Regions from separate parts of the Mus musculus genome. Here region 2 is linked to region 1. A link is a loop called in an ENCODE intact Hi-C map of the cell type or tissue named here. Cell type or tissue: heart. All regions are shown on one strand.

Region 1 (8,000 bases):
AGATGGTGAGCTTCCAAGATGGCTGGCTTCTGCTTACCCTCCTGTCAAAAGCCTCACAGCACAGAAAAAAGGCCTCGAGAGCAACCTCTCTTGCCACCAGGATCCCCACTGGTGGGCTAAGTTCAGTGGACATGTTTATACAACAGTTGTCTAACTTTCTTCAAACTGACCAGCCTTACATTAGTAGAAGACAGAGGGCTGTTCTATCTGGGTGCCTGTTCTTCTGTCTGCCCCTCTCTGTTGTGTTCCACATTCCTCTGCTGCCACCTGCCATGCTCAACATCTTCCCTGCCTTCCCACTGTTATCTGGCAGTAACAGTAGCACGTGTGTGCCTTGTCTCCTTCACATTATAAATAAATGTCAAAACTGTTTAAAGAAGTGTGGGGGAGGGATGACTACATAGTAACATACACTACTTTTCTTCTTCAATTTTTCCTTTTTTCTTCTCTCTCCTCTTCTTTCTCCTCTTCCTCCTCCTCCTCCTCCTCATCTCCCTTCTTCTTTTCCTCCTTTTTTTTTAAAAAAAAAAAAAACAGAGCCAGTCTTTCACCATGTAGTGCAAGCTAACCCAGAATCCATGATCCTCCTGAGTGCTGGGATTACGGTATGAGCCACCGAGCCTGGCCTGGTGTGTACTTGGCATAACCCTAAGATATCCTAGCGTTCTCCAAACTCAGGAGAGCTAACCACAGTTCAAACTCCTGAGGGCAACGAGCTCAAGAATTAGCGTCTCCAGTCCGGGAACTGATTCAGACGGAAAGAATGAGTGCAAATGTCACCAGCTTCCTCCCCCACATAATTCTTCAGGCAGAATTCTGCAGAGAAATTCAAAGCTTTTCTCCTAGTTTCAGTTGAGAGTCATTCCTCAGTTCCCTGACGACTGTGGACCAAGTTGTCCTCTCCCTCTGGGCTCTCAGTACCAGAGGAAAGCATCAAGGGAAGATGTTAAGGGAAAGGGAAACACAATGACCAAACCAACTGCAAGAAAACAAAAGCCTGGGCTAGCCTGGGCAACATAGCAACCTGCCCCAAAACAAAAACAAAACAGACCCTGATCTGTACTGCTCTCAGCTAAAGCAAAATATTCCAGTTAAAATTGCTAACTACTATATTCAAATGAGGAAAACACCCTTTGATGTTGTACTTGAGTTTGGGTAAGACCAATTAGGGATTTTTTCCTTATTTGGGCCTAACATGTTGTTTGGGGAAATGGCTGTAGTAGACAGAAAGTCAAATGACTCTGAGGGTCGGGTGGGCCATCCAAACAAACGTGTTTATTTTGAGACAAGGTTCTGATAAGTTAGCCCAGATTAGCCTGCATCCTGCCTTAGCCTGGGGTTCCAGGACTACAGGTGCCATCGCTAGCCGGACTCCTTCCAAAAGTTCGTTCTTCATAAGCAATTGCATATGAACCAATGTGAGAAGCAGAAAGGTGTGGGCCACACCGAGATCCCAGTACCTGGGAGGTGAAGCACAAGAATCAGAAGTTCAAAGGTCATCCTCAGCTAGAGGGACTTCAAGCAATCCTGGGCTATGAGACCCTGTCTCAAAAACCAACCAACAAGGAAATGGGATTAAATGTATTTATTTTATTTGTGGTGGGGGGGGCACAGTGAACATCTGAGGGGGTCAGAAGAGGGTGTCAGATGCCCTCGAACTACAGTTATAGCTGGTTGTGAGTCCCCATCTGGGTCCTCTGCAAGTGTTCTTGACAGTTGGCCCATTTCTCCAAATGACCCCCCCACCCCCAGAAAAGGATTTGAAATCCTTGCTAGTAGGGCTGGAGAGAGCTCAGCTACTGAGGGCACCCGCTGCTCCTGTGAAGCACTTGAATTCTTTCCCAGCACCCACCCGAGGCGGCTCACACTCCCTGTGCCTCCAGCAGATCCCACCCCTCTCCAGGCCACACAGGGCTTCAGGCACACCAGTAGTGCACAGACATGCATGCATTTAAAAAAAAAAATCTGTTGTTGCGAAAGAAAACATACAAGTTTAATTCTGGCAGTCGGCTGAGGTTTGATACCCATGAACCACATGCTGAGCGTACATTCAATAAATAAATGTGTATTTCCCAGACCCCTGGCCAGCAGAGATGATTTTCCCACAGGGCTGGCCTCTGTGGGACTTTCTAAGCTCCTAAACTTACCAGAAGGAGACACTAAAATCTTGACTACAGTGTGGGGGTGGGGTGGGTCGGGTTGGAGGCACAGAACTGCTGTACGAGCCACAGAAGGCTGAGGAGGTACAGCATTACACTAACGTGCAGAGGCCCAGTCCATCTGGAGCACCAGCTTAACCTGGGACCAGTCTGAAAAGTTATTAGTGGCTTATATGGCTTTGGATGTGCAGTAAGTCTTATAATCCCGTGTCTTTTGTCATTTCTCATTTCTTTTTTGCTTTCTTTCCCCTTTCTGCAGTGTTGGAGATGTTCTATAAGCACTCTACCACTGAGCTGGACCCTCAGCCCTTGGGGGTTTACAGACAGGATTTCACGACGGAGCCCAAACTAACTTTGCACTCACAATCCTTCTGTCTCCGTCTCCTGGGTGCTGGTATAGGCTGAATTCCAGGCATGTTCCTCCACACCGAGCTACCTAGTGTCTTTTCTTTTTATACTCCGAACTCATTTCAGTTTGCCAGCCACATCTCAAGTACTCAAGAGCAACACGGGGCTGGTGGCCACTGGACCAGACAGTGCAGGCACAGCTGTGACCCTTCTGCACTGGGCCTACCCTTCTATGGCGAGACCAGGTAGCTCCAAGGGCTAAAGGGCTCATATAGACCTAAAGCTGTGTACAGCTGTTTCCTTCTGAGAGATGTTTGTATCAAAGTTTTAAGGAGATGGGTGGATAAATGGGCAGGTGAGTAGATGGATGGTCAGTGCGAAGACAGATGGGGGTGGAGCAGGGGGGTCAGGAGGGCAGGTAAACAGATGTGGGGGAGAGATAGATAGAGGATGGCTGAGAGGGTAGATGGATGATATCTGGGTGGATGGACAAGGAGGGCCAGGGAAGGGAAAGAGGAGGAGGGGGGAGAGAGAAGGGAGTGGGGCAGGGAAGAAGGAAGGGAAAAGGTTAAACTATGGGTCACTGCCACTATCACTGTCTCCTTGTCCCTGGGCAAGAACCGCTGCCAGGACCAGGATGAGGGACGAAATGACAGCCCAGGCAGCCGCTGCAGCTTGTGTGAGCTGAACAGGGCAAAGGAAAGGAAGCCGTAGCTGAAGATGCTGCATCTGAACACATCGTCACAATTGCTCCTGTGACAACACAAGTCCATCATCCACCTGTCCCATTAGAACCTCCTGGGAATTTAAAATTGATTGGCAATGAATTTAACGCCAACATCATTTATGTATAGGCTGAGGAGCTGGGGCATCTGCTACTATTGATTTATCGGACATCCCTTCATACATACGCAGTTTTTACTTAAGCAATTTGCTTCTTGGAGAGAAAGGCCCATATGAAACAGGAGCGTGGCTCTGAGCAGCAGCAGAGAAGTTGACCTGTAGCCAGGTCTCACTCCACCCTCTCCCCTTTTCCTGCATTCTAATGACTTGCCTGCTTGCAAACCTTCTGATGGCTCCGGACGACAGAGACAACCAGACTTCAAACACGTTTCTTTCAACACATTGAATTAAAAACCTTATCCATTTTCAATAAATCCCGACTTGATTAAAACCGTCTAACGGCGGTTCTGAGCAGGCTGGTGCCAGCAAGCCCAGGAAGCATGACATTACCTGGCAAGGCACTGCGGCTGTCCACACACATCGAGGAGATGCGCTCATAGACCAGCTTTCCTAGGACAAGAAGACATATGGTGTTGACGTCACACACCACAGGAGCAAACACTAAATAAATGTTACTAATTAGAAGCAGGAAAATGGCACCTGGCAGCAGGCATTCACTCGTGAGTGTATGCTGCCACCTAGTGGCACACACTTTTAGCCTTGGTTTGTTTGTTTTTTTTTTTTCCTGCAAAGAGGAAGCTGATTTTCACACGAATTCACGGGGTTTACCTAGGTAGTTAGGTTAAAAATAATTACAGAATGTTGTAGCCCTCAAGATTCGGGTCAGATATTCATTCTCTGATCTCACTGACTTGACTTCTGACCACCGGCCACTTATTTACATCTGCTGGCCTAAGCTGGGCATGGCTGGAGCTGAATCCAGTGTAGGGCACTTTCTGTGAAGTGTGGGGACACCTCGCTGCTCTGGCCTGAGTTCCAGGTTCTTTTTCTCTTCTCACTCAGGTGCTGATCGCCTCTGGCAGGGTGGTAGCTGGGAACGCACAGGCCTGGGCCCGTCTTGGAGCTTTGAAAGTCAAAGATTTGGGGAATGTGACTAGAATGTGAACTTTGGACCACATTGCTGCAAATCCTTGTGCGTGCTCAGGTGTGGAAGACACTAATTATCCGAGTATCTAGAAATGGTGGCCAGTGTCTGCTAGACCAATACTTCTCAGGCCAGCATGCGGCAGAGCCCTGGAGCCCCTGGAGCCCCAAAGATCACCATCTAGTGTGATGTCTCTGTCTATCCCAGGGGCTCCCGCAGAAGTGGTCTGGGTGCAGCCAAGATATGTCAGAGATGTCAGTGTACAGCCAAACTGAGAAGCCCAGCTTAGAACCTCACCCTATACACACACACACACACACACACACACACCCTGCAGACTCTGGAAGCCTCACGGAATGTGCTCCAATGCCAGTGCCCAGGCCCACTGCCTCTTTTCCTTCCTATGTTTTTCTAACCCAGGATCACAAGGGTGAAGAGAGAGAGGGAGACATTTCCTCTCTGCCACAGGGACACAATGGACAGAGGCACTGCTTGTCCCTGAGCACGCTGAGGAACAGCACACCGAGGGAGGGACTCTTACAAACTCCTTTACTTCCTATACAAAAGCCTGCCACCTCTCTAGAAACAGTCTTCAGGAAATACACCTCGCACTGTAAGCAGCTGCTAACTATGTCATTTCTGGCCAAATAACTTGTTTTTCTTTTGTTCGGGTGGTAGACACTGTCTGGGGAAATAACCATCTTGGCTAGAGTTCATTCTGCATGCGTGTGCGTGTGGAGGGACGGATGCCTGCATTGCGCATGTCCATGAGCAAAGATGAAGGTCAGGGGAGAATGTTGGGTCTCCTCTGTGACTCTCTGCCTTTATTCTTTTGTGTTGGGACTCTCATCAGACCTGGAGCTAGGCTGGAAGCCACCATGCCCCAGTGACCTTTCTGCCTGTGCCTCCCACAGCCAGCTCCGCCCATCCCTCACGTAGCTCCTGAGGATGTGAGCACGGGTCCTCACGCTTTCTCGGAAACCTCTCGCTCCATGAGCTGCCTCCCCAAGCCTTGGTTCTTTTCCTGACTAGTTTCTCACACATCGAAGACACCGTGACTGAAAACCACAGCGGTGACAGTGAACACGCTCTGAGCATGAGCTCTGTGCCCAGCACTACCCACGATTATTTACCATGTCCTGCCAGCAGCATTTAGGAAAGAAAACTGTTCTGTGTTCCTTACATGTCCGTTCAGGTAGTTCTCTCCAGAAAGTCTGTAACTTTAATTTTTTTTTTCTCAAAACCTATTTTAAATGATGGTTCTTAAACACTTTAACCTCTCTGCTAGCCCACCACCAACCAGAGGTGGTGGAAAAGAAAAGATACAGGGGAAGTGGACCTGTTTAGAAAAGTTCTTTAGAGCAGCTCCCATCTGTGTTGTCTGGAAATCGGCAGTTCAGTTCACAGGTTAGCAGCGGCAGCTCGATCCACTTGCAAACACTTCACAGATACACCAGCAGCACAGTAGAGTCAGGATAGCAAACAGGAATCGGCAGTGGTGGCACCACCTAGCAGGGACAGGCAGGCCCCAGCCTCAGCAGGAGTCAGCAGCAGGAGGGATTTGCACCAGCAGGGACATCAGAAGTTCTCAGCTGTGCCTCTCTCAGGAAAGCCGAGATCAGCAAAGATGCAAGATCAACAAGCGTTGCGCAGCTAGCCCTACCAGCAAGCCAACTCAGCCTTCGTCACTGTCCATTGAGTTCCGTTTATTCTCCCTCCAAACATCACGTGTCCTCCATGGGTCTTGCCTCAGCACATACGTCTGTCTCAGCTGACATCACTCTGCCAATCAGCCATGAATCTGAGGACGCAACAAAAAACTGCAGCACGCCACCAGGTTTTTGGTGTGTTTCTCTATGGAGTCCGGACAAATGGAACTCAAGAACACGTGTAAGGTGGACCAGTACATGAGTGTCATTAGCGAAGAACCCCTCACCATGGGTCCTTTCATGTGCTAGCGTTAGCAGAGCATCCTCTCACCTCTCATCCTCTCACTCATCTGCTTCAGTTCCTTCATGAGGCTGCCTGAGCCTTTCACCTGTGTCCACTTCAAGAAAACTCTCCTTTTTTGCTCCAGCGAAACACCAACCAACACAACTGACTCTCCAAAGAACCCTTAAGTTTCCACTTCAGTGTCTCCTATGCACCATTTCACAGGCAGAAAATCTGAATCTCAAACACATGACTGAAGAAGAGGCAGCAGCCAGGGAAGCCAGCAGCCCGCCTGCGCCTATGGCCTCCACTGAAATGCCTGTCATACTTCTGCTGTGTTCGTGCATCATGTGTGATGCCTGGGCCGTGTGCCCTGTGGTCCTGAACTGCAAGAAGCTCCAACCCTAGCTCATCACGCTGACAGCAGAGACAGGTTTGCTAGAACAGCACATGGCGAGACTGGCCACAGGACTCAGGATTTGTATCCAGACAAGGCAAGGCTCTCTCCATTTTTAAAAACTGGAGATGTGTAAGCACCATCATGGCCAGGCCCATTCCCCTTTCTCTGGCAACAACAGTACATGTTTGTGGGCCATCAACTCAGGCACTGGAAGTCAGCCTATGTCACTGCCAGATATCATGACCCGAGCCAGGCCAGTGAGGCAGAACCCAAAGGTCTTTGCACGCTCTGGGACCATCAGCAGTAATGATCTTGAGAATGAAGTCACCCCAAGAGAAAGTACCCGAAAGACAAAAAAACTCAATTACACCAAGTCCCTAGATCCAGCTGTACCTGAAAGCACTCTTGGATCTCCAGCAGGCTAGAAGGCTTCTTGTTGGAAGGGTTACAGACAAGACGTGCTGTGCTGTAAGCTCATGGACTCTGCTTTGCTAAGACATGAATGCCTCCATCTGACCTCCAGCTCTCGGAAGCTCACCTGTAGGTTCCTTCTGATGCCTCTACACTGTATTTACAGCTCAGAGTGCTGCTGGGCCAGGCAAACTGTTCTCCTTCAACCACCCCCTGCTACGCACCAGGCCACGGGGCCCCTGGGCCTTCAGATTAGTCTCTTCGCCTAGAACTTTCCACTAAGCTTAAAAGATCACTCTGTCTCCTACAAGAAGTATGAAACCAGGGTAATCCCAATGACCTCAGAGACACTGTGACTGCCATGTAGGAAAGACAGATCTGTGCTGACTGAAGACACAGGGAAATGGGCAAGCCGTGGAGAACTTCAGTGCATGCAGAAGACGCCTAGCTGTCCAGATGAGGAATGTGTCGTGTCAGTACCAGTTCCTGAGGCAGACACTGCAGGGCAGGGAGAGTGCAGGGAAGAGAGGCTGCGCTCCTGCGATGGCTCAGACCTTCACTGTCTCCTCAAGGACCATCTGTAAAAGGTGTGGGCTCCAGCACTGTTCTTGGGAGGTGTGGTCCCTTTAAGATAGAGGCAAGTAAACCTTACAGGCATCCAGAGCAAAGCCCCTTCTTTGTACCTATTTCTTTTATTACAAATATACTGATTGGTTCTTTATATCTTCAGAGGTTATTGTATTAAGTTGTCTATTGATAGTACTTTTATGACTGTAAATACTTGACTTTCCCCGTGTGGATTCTCATGGTAGACTTCAATTCGCGCATGTGAACTGAACACCGATCAGTATTTTTTACGACACCCGAGAACTGTTACACCTTTCATTTTATCTTTTAGGAAATCCCCGTCTTTCCATTTTTT
Region 2 (8,000 bases), 55 kb before region 1:
GTGAAGTGAGGCGGGACTCAGCTCATTCCTGTGTAGGTGGAAGGGTCTTGAGTGGCTGACAGCGCTATTGCTTCAAGTCTGGACTGATTCTCTTGCTGCACAAAGAAATAACCACTGAGCTAGGCACTGTGGTGCAAACCTGTAACCCTATACTCAAACGGGTGAAGCAGGAGGATAGATGCTGTGGGGCAAACCTGAAATCCCACACCCAAGAGGGTGAGGCAGGGCTATGAGATCCAAGGCATCTGAGGCTACCCAGAAATATTGTGCTGGAAAAATAAGCCAACACACACTGACTTGTCTGAAGGAATGAATGCATGTAATACACATCTATGTGTGTGTGTGTGCGCACACACACACACACACACCTGCACACATGCACGCAAGCACACACAAAGCTCCAGAGTTCCAACCAAGTAACATTTCCAGAGAATTATTTGAAAAGTAGAGACATTTGAGAGAGATATGAAATAACCTGTAAAACAAGAGGGCTTCCAAAGCCAGGAGAAAGGAAGGAGGAGAGGAGGAGGGAGTGGGAGGACCAGAGCTCTGGGGAAGGTAGAGAGGGGAGCTCTTTGTAAACCTGCCAAAGTATTGACCGTGATAAAAACCCTCAAGGCAAGCACTGGCCTGAGAAATCAACCCTTCCACTGCTTAGCCACATCAAACGGGTTCACGGACCAGGTCACTTTTTTACCGGAAAATGACTTCCAATGACATGCAAGAATGCCGCAGCAGGGTGCAGAATCCTGGGTTAAAGCAGGAACCCCAACTGCAGGCCTGAGGGGCTGGCTTGATGGCAGATGTTGGCCTCCCAAGGAACAAAGGGCTGTGGTTAACAAGAAAATCCTGTGCCTGAACTTGAGGGGGTGGCTAACTTATCTTCTTTTTTCAAGGAAACACAGCGTGAAGAGGCTCATCGTGGAGCCTCCTGTGAGGCAGCTGAGCTCTGGAAGCTTCCCTGCCAGGCTGGTGCCCACATCCCTAACTAGCCGAGTTACTAAGCAGTAGTAGCAGCCGCTGCAGCAGCACAGGGCACTTTGGTGGGCACCAGGAATATTCAGGGGGAAGATGGAGAGCAGAGCTGATGTCATAAAAGTGGCCAAGGGTCCCATGGGCTAATTAATTAGCACTACTACACAGGAGCCTGTTCCAAGCTCTGGGCTAGAATTAAGGGAGCAGCTGACCTCAATCATGTTGAGGACAGAGGTAGTATGGGGCTAGAAAAAGGAAGGTGCTTTTGAATTTAGCCTGCTTCATCTTCTAAGTCTCTAAAGGAAACTATTCCCCTTTAGAGAAAGGCAGATCCTTCTGCTGCTCCGCTAGGGCCGAGTGTCTAAGAACGTTTTCAGTGTGTCATTTCTCCCGGCACCCCCACACTGGGGCAGGCCAGCACAGCTTACCTACCTGGGACTCCATCTGCTTTGGCCTCTGCACAAACCAACCCCTCCTCTACTAATGCACCTGGCAGCCCACACCGCTCTCCAAATGATGCACCTAGTGGCATCAATCGTACTCTAGTTATGTCCAGGTGGGAGAGCAGGAAGGTGGATCTGGCCTGAGCTAGTTTTAAGCTGTACGTATGCAATAAGGCCACCTGTGTCCTCAGCGGGAAATCCCATTTACCACCCTATGCCTATGCATAACTGGGCATGCAAATGATTAAAGTCGGGTGCATCATGGGTGGGAAGGGATACAGGCAGTGGAGAATGGTTATATAGCATAATCTGTCGATCAAAATAGAGAACCACCCAAAAAACTAGTGCCTAAACAACCACACTCCTCCTCCTGAGCCCCATAAAAGGAGGCACCAAACAGCAGCCTGTGTCACTGAGTATCCTTACAGCTCCCTGTCAGTCTTGACAGTGTATTCCCTCCATTATGTGCTATATACTTTATGTATAGGAGTACACTGTCGCTGTCTTCAGACACACCGGAAGAGGGCATCAGATCCCATCACAGATGGTTGTGAGCCACCATGTGGCTGCTGGGATTTGAACTCAGGACCTCTGGAAGAGCAGTCAGTACTCTTAACCGCTGAGCCAGCTCTCCAGCCTGTACTATCACTTTAGACAGTGTTCTTGCTGCTCTGTAATCTGTGCACCTTTATTCCATCTTCGTCCCCATTTCTATTAATGTTTTTGAGAATTTCATCCGAGGTATTTTGTTCATATTCATCTACTCCCCAACTTCTCCAAGATCCATCTCCCCCTGCCCCGCATCCACCCAGCTTTGTGTTCTCTTTGGTTTTTGAACCCATCAAATACAGTTGGGGCTGCCCGGATACTCTTGCATACATGGCCTTCACTGTGGGGTGGTCAACCCACCAGCGGCCTCACCCTTACAGAAAAACGAGTCTCCCTTATTTCTTCTTAAATAAAATGCCAAGAATCTGGAGATGCCTGGCTCAGACCCTGAAGGACCCTGGTGTTATTAGACAACACTATGAATGGTTTTAATGCCGCTGCACTGTACATTTAAAATAATAGTGTTCAGGCTAGTGAGATGACTCAGTGTGCAAAAAACACTTGCTGTGCATGCCCAATGTCCTGAGCTCCATTCCTGAGATTTCATGTAATGGTAGAAAGAGAGAACACGAAAGGGTTTTGTCATCTGATCTGATCGCCATGTGTTTACTGTGACATGTATACACACACACACACACACACACACACACTGTAAACAATTATACAATAAAAATAAATAAAATAAAATTTGAAGACTGGCCGGGCGTGGTGGCACACGCCTTTAATCCCAGCACTCGGGAGGCAGAGGCAGGTGGATTTCTGAGTTCGAGGCCAGCCTGGTCTACAAAGTGAGTTCCAGGACAGCCAGGGCTATACAGAGAAACCCTGTCTCGGAAAAAAAAAAAAAAAAAAAAATTGAAGACTGTTGCACAGGAAAGAATTCCATGTCTCTTACAATCCTGGACACAGACCCTACAGTAGAATCTGCTATTCTTACTTTCTTAAATGATTCTTCTGTCAGAATGCCTTCTAATCATTTGTCTTTCTGCCAAAAGACCTGCTTATCGGGTCAGAGAAGCTTCTGTGTGGCAGTGGGCAACAGTCAGTGGAGAGATGCATAGCTGGTTAGTGCTAAAAGGGGCCAAGCACGCGGCCTAAAGAAAACATCTATACTGAACCCCCACCACCACCACCACCGAGGCCCAGAGGAAGAATACAAGAGCCAGAAGATGGGGAAAGGCACTGGGAGATGCTGTTTTCTGGACAAGATGTGGCCGTCCGTCACACTGAAACTCACAGCAGCTGTGCTATCTGCCTGAGACCTTCATAAGACAGGGAGCCAAGAGCCCAGCATAGAACCTCCATGCCCTGAGCCTCACTGAGACGCTACTGGCATCTGATAGCTGCGAGGAGAGCTTCCCCATGCTCCAGTGAGCGTCCACGTCCATGTACATATGGGTAATTCTACCTCAACTCAGTGGTCACCAAAACACAAATCAAACAGACTTAAAACTTGGAAGGAGGATCGGGTCAGAGGGGAAAATAGGGGCACGGAATTATCAAAAATAAAGAAAAATCTAAATATATAAGAAATCTAGCCCAATTAGTTTCAATTATGTTGTATGTTATGTATACTTGACTACAATAAAAAAGACAAAAGAACCAAAACTACACCTGACATTCCCGGGCTTCCCAGACCTCCCAGCAGAGGCAGGTGCCAGGACTCTACCATGTCTGTCTGTCTCCTGCAGAGAAGTTCACGCCCGGTGACTCTGCTGCCCTGGAAAACTTTCTGAAGCTCCAGAGCAGAGCACTCCGCAGGGGGACCTGAAACTGCCCCACATGGTCGTTACTATCTTCCTGTGTATGTGTGTGCTGCTGAGTGGCCCACACAATGTCTATTATTACCCATTAAAGTGGCAGCAGCTTTGTCCTTGGCTCCTCTCACTCACCACACCCAGTTCCTATCTAAAGGAGGAACTCGGTTATTTAAGGGCTAGGCACAAAAGTTCCAAGGCAAATTCTTATTCCATTCCCAGAAGGCGCACCGCACCCCATACAGAAAATGTCTGGAGACTTCCCCAAACAAAACTCAGTTAAAAAAAAAATGTCTGCAAGTGAAAACAGGTTTTCTTCAGTCTAGAGCTGAAATGACCCTGTCAACATCCAATTTCCTGTTTAAACAACAAAACAACAGCAGCAACAACAAAACACAAAACTGTAACTTTTAAAATGTTTAACAGATGGGAGTCTTCACTATGTTGACCAGATTGAACTGGATCGAAACTCCTAGGTTAAAATAAAACCATCCAGCCGGGCAGTGGTGGCACATGTCTTTAATCCCAGCACTTGGAAGGCAGAGGCAGGCAGATTTCTGAGTTTGAAGCCAGCCTGGTCTACAGAGTGAGTTCCAGGACAGCCAGGACTACACAGAGAAACCCTGTCTCGAAAAACCAAAAAAAAAAAAAAAAAAAAAGCCATCCTCCTGTCTCAGCCTCCACCTGCTGGGGATGCAAGTTTTAGCACAGCCAAGGCTACCTATACAGAGAAACCATGTCTTGGAAAAAAAAAGTGTATTGCTACTTCATAAGTGTAATTTTGCTACTGTTATTTATTGTAATGTAAATATCTGATATGCAGGATATCTGATATAGGACACAGGTCCCCCACCCTTAAAGGGCTCACTGCAGCCACTGTAGCAGAATCAATGAATTCCAGGCCTCAAAAAGTAAGGTAAATGGCTCTGGAGGAACAAAACCTGTTACTGACCTAGGATTGTACATGCAAGAGTACACATAGGTGCATTTACACACTCACAGACACAAGCATGTACACACACACACACTCACACTCACAGGAGCACACACCAGGTCCTGAAAACTAGATGTGTTGCAACCACAACATGAAGATGCCTTTGGCAAGGCCACAGGGTCCAGGGGCCAGCCGGCCACTGAGGTTTAATCCTGTTACTGGCCACCTGCGCGTCTGCAACAGACTCTGCTCTTAAAGCGACACGAGGGCCACTGTTTCAATGATGCCAAAACGGAGCAAGCTTTACACAAGTACAGATGCCTAGAGACATTTAAGTGGCATATTCATTATGGCTTAATTGTTACCACTGACAGCTTAATACAACCTTGTCTTCGCCACACGGATTCGGCTACATGCCCTTTCCGTTCGAGTTGGACATCAATATTTAATGTGGAGGTCCGCTGGAGACATACAAATTATTTCCAATTTTCATCATCACCGAACCAACGTTCCAAAGGGTGTCAATCTACACTCTCTCTCTCTCATCCCAAGAGTGTCCAGAGCTCTACACTGAGCCCAGCTTGCTTGGCTCCCAAGTTACCTCCTACGTGCGGGACAGGGCAGGTGTAGGGACTGTGTGTCCTCCCTGCAAAGCACCCAGAGGGCTGTGCATTGTGTCTGTGAGTAGCAAGCCTAGCTTTCCCTAAGCACTATGGATTAAGCATGGCAGCTCATATATTCAACCTCAGCACTTGGGAGACAAGGAGGGAAGGAGCTGAAGTTCAAGGTCATCTTTGGCTTTAGAGCAAGTTTGAGGTCAGCCTAGGCTACTGTGACAGTCTCCAAAAAAACCAAACCAAACAAAACCCAAACAACAACAGCCACCCAGGCCTGGGGAAATGAAACCTTAGATAAAGTGCTGGTTTATGAGGTCTAAAGACCTGAGGTCATCTCTCTAGCCCCGGTGCAAAGCCCAGCAGGATAGCCCAGCCAGTGCTTCTATGGTAGTTGGCAAAAGACCCTGCTTCAAAACAAGAATGTCAGCTGGGCATGGTGGCGCACACCTTTAATCCCAGCACTCGGGAGGCAGAGGCAGGCGGATTTCTGAGTTCGAGGCCAGCCTGGTCTACAGAGTGAGTTCCAGGACAGCCAGGGCTATACAGAGAAACCCTGTCTTGAAAAAAAAAAATGTCCTTTGACCTCATATGCACACCACACACCATGATATGTATGCATTTGCACCGCACATACACCATATAAACACACATATGGAGGGTTTTTCACAAGTGTATCAAACAGGCAGTCTATGATGACAGGCATTTAGTACCACATGCGTTTCGGATTTGGAAGGAAAGTATGTGTTGTTATGAGGGGACTGCTCTTAATAGCAGTGCTTTCGAGCCTCCATGAAAGACGAAGCCACGTAGCAGATGTCATGTGCAAACCACAAGCTTCCTTCTCACCTATAAAACGAAGACAACCTATGCAACCTAGTAATGCAGAGAGAACAACATGAGCTGTTTGCTGGGAGTCTGGCACTCTCTACAGTAAGGACTCGGCCTATCTTCTAAATTCCATCTTCCCACCCCTTCGAAGGGACTATCCTGCTTCTGGCCTCCAGGCCTTTTCTGTGTCAGGCGTTCAGTCTCTAGGATGGCCTCCAGGACACGGTGAGCACCCGGCCCTCTCAGGTTCCCAGTGCATCTGTTTTGTGAAGCTTTTTGGCTCTTCTCAGACAACTCATTCCCTTCTGCTCCAAGAGTCCTCGGGTACACAGTGAAAGACATTTTTTTACAAACTGCCCTATGAACTAACAGTCAACAGACTGGCTCTCCCTCACTACAGCAGGGGCTCTATGCGCATCTTCATTTCTGGTGCAATGTTTTGCATATGAAAAATGAGCAAGAAAGGCCAGCAAGAGGATGGAGGCCATGGCTGGAGTGGAGACTCACTTGTGCCTCTCTGAGGTTCCATCAGTAACTTTATTCCCTAGTCCCCACACTCCCTGTGGCTTCATAACATTGCCCACCTGGGAACTGCTCCAGCTCTGACCAGAGTCCTCAGGGTTGGGGACACAGTCACATCCACTGCAATCAAGGCTTTCCTCACAAGAGTTACAACTGCGGCACTCCACACCGATGCTGAAAGCCCAGCGAGTGACAGACAAGAAGCAGTTTTCTCCTTCAAAAGTGGCTTCTCACCTTCTAGAGAGGGGAATGCAGAAACCCACCTACTGTGTGTCCAGCTGCCGCCTGTCCCTGAGCAAAGAAGCCACCAGCTCCCAGCAGTAGCCCTGCCGTGGGGTCTGCTCTACGCTTCTTCAGGTTCCTCCTGCTGACCTGCACAGCAGCTCCAACCAATATGCCCTCAGGCTGAAGCATATGCTAGGCCCCACTGCGCTTTATTTCACTATAAATGAAAAACTAAGTCCCTTACAGAAGGCTTGGGTGGGGCTGTCTGCCTCACAGAGGCCACTGGTCACGATTTATGCTCTCGCTCTGAGAGGTCTGCTACCATTGGTCTTTACTGTCCTTTCTCAATGGGGCTTATTCTGCCGCCCAGGCTAGCCTGAACCAGGATTCCCTCAGGCCTCAGCTTGTGAAGTCCTGGGGTCACAGGTTCGGGCTATCGTGCCTGGCTCTTCTACCACTGTCTTGCAATCTGGGGCTAGAGATGCAGTTAGGTTGGTAGAGTGATCCAGGCATACCCAAATCCCGGAGCTCAATCCTTAGCACCTCATGGATTGGGTGTGGCAGCCTATGCCTACAGTCTCAGCACTGGGCAGGCAGGAGGGTCAGACGTTCAAGGTCATCCTCAGCTACCAAGTGAGTAAGAGGCCAGCCCGCGATTCTATAAAAAAGAACCATCCACTCCTGTTTCCATGCAGTTCCCACTCATCTGTGAAGCACCTTCAGGACACGGGTGAGGTGGACACTGTGCCAGAAGCCCTGCTACCACAGCACACTGAGAGTAAGGCCTTGTGGCTTGGCGATCTGCAGGCAGGGCAGCAAGGACCTACTTGCTAGTTAGTAACAAAGGTTGGGAAGCAATAAGAGAGGGTGAGGATCAGAGACAGGCTGAGGACTGAGCTGGCCTTGCTTTGTCGTCTTCAGAGATCAGAGGGCGGGAACTGAAGACGGCTTACCAGAGACATAGCATATGAACTAAGCTCTGGCACTGACATTCTTTAAAAGTACACTGAAAAAAGTGAAAGTTATAAGAAGGGAATGAGGGCTGGAGAGATGGCTCATCGGTCAAGAGCGCTGACTGCTCTTCTGAAGG

What was found. Hi-C counts contacts between places; a loop is a spot of excess contacts. Peaks named below come from ENCODE experiments on the same cell type or tissue, not always from the same donor. Only the 100,000 strongest peaks of a DNase experiment are listed, where the experiment ranks them.
Region 2: it touches region 1 in a loop (2.0-fold over the local background); 6 of 42 quality-filtered maps call a loop at or near these places.

The regions. Positions count from the first base shown.
Region 1 is chr7:118,762,165-118,770,164 of GRCm38, reverse strand. It overlaps Vps35l (VPS35 endosomal protein sorting factor like), which reads right to left. Exons shown (of 31, transcript NM_027815.4): 9 at 3,741-3,800. Among named protein-coding and RNA genes, the nearest start is that of Vps35l, 26 kb to the right of the region's middle. In heart, a CTCF peak has its summit at 3,929 (motif pointing left); DNase peaks (open chromatin) are centred at 3,817 and 6,044.
Region 2 is chr7:118,817,419-118,825,418 of GRCm38, reverse strand. All of the region lies in intron 26 of Vps35l (VPS35 endosomal protein sorting factor like), which reads right to left. Among named protein-coding and RNA genes, the nearest start is that of Gm26147, 11 kb to the left of the region's middle. In heart, no CTCF peak of the experiment used is centred here; a DNase peak (open chromatin) is centred at 3,868.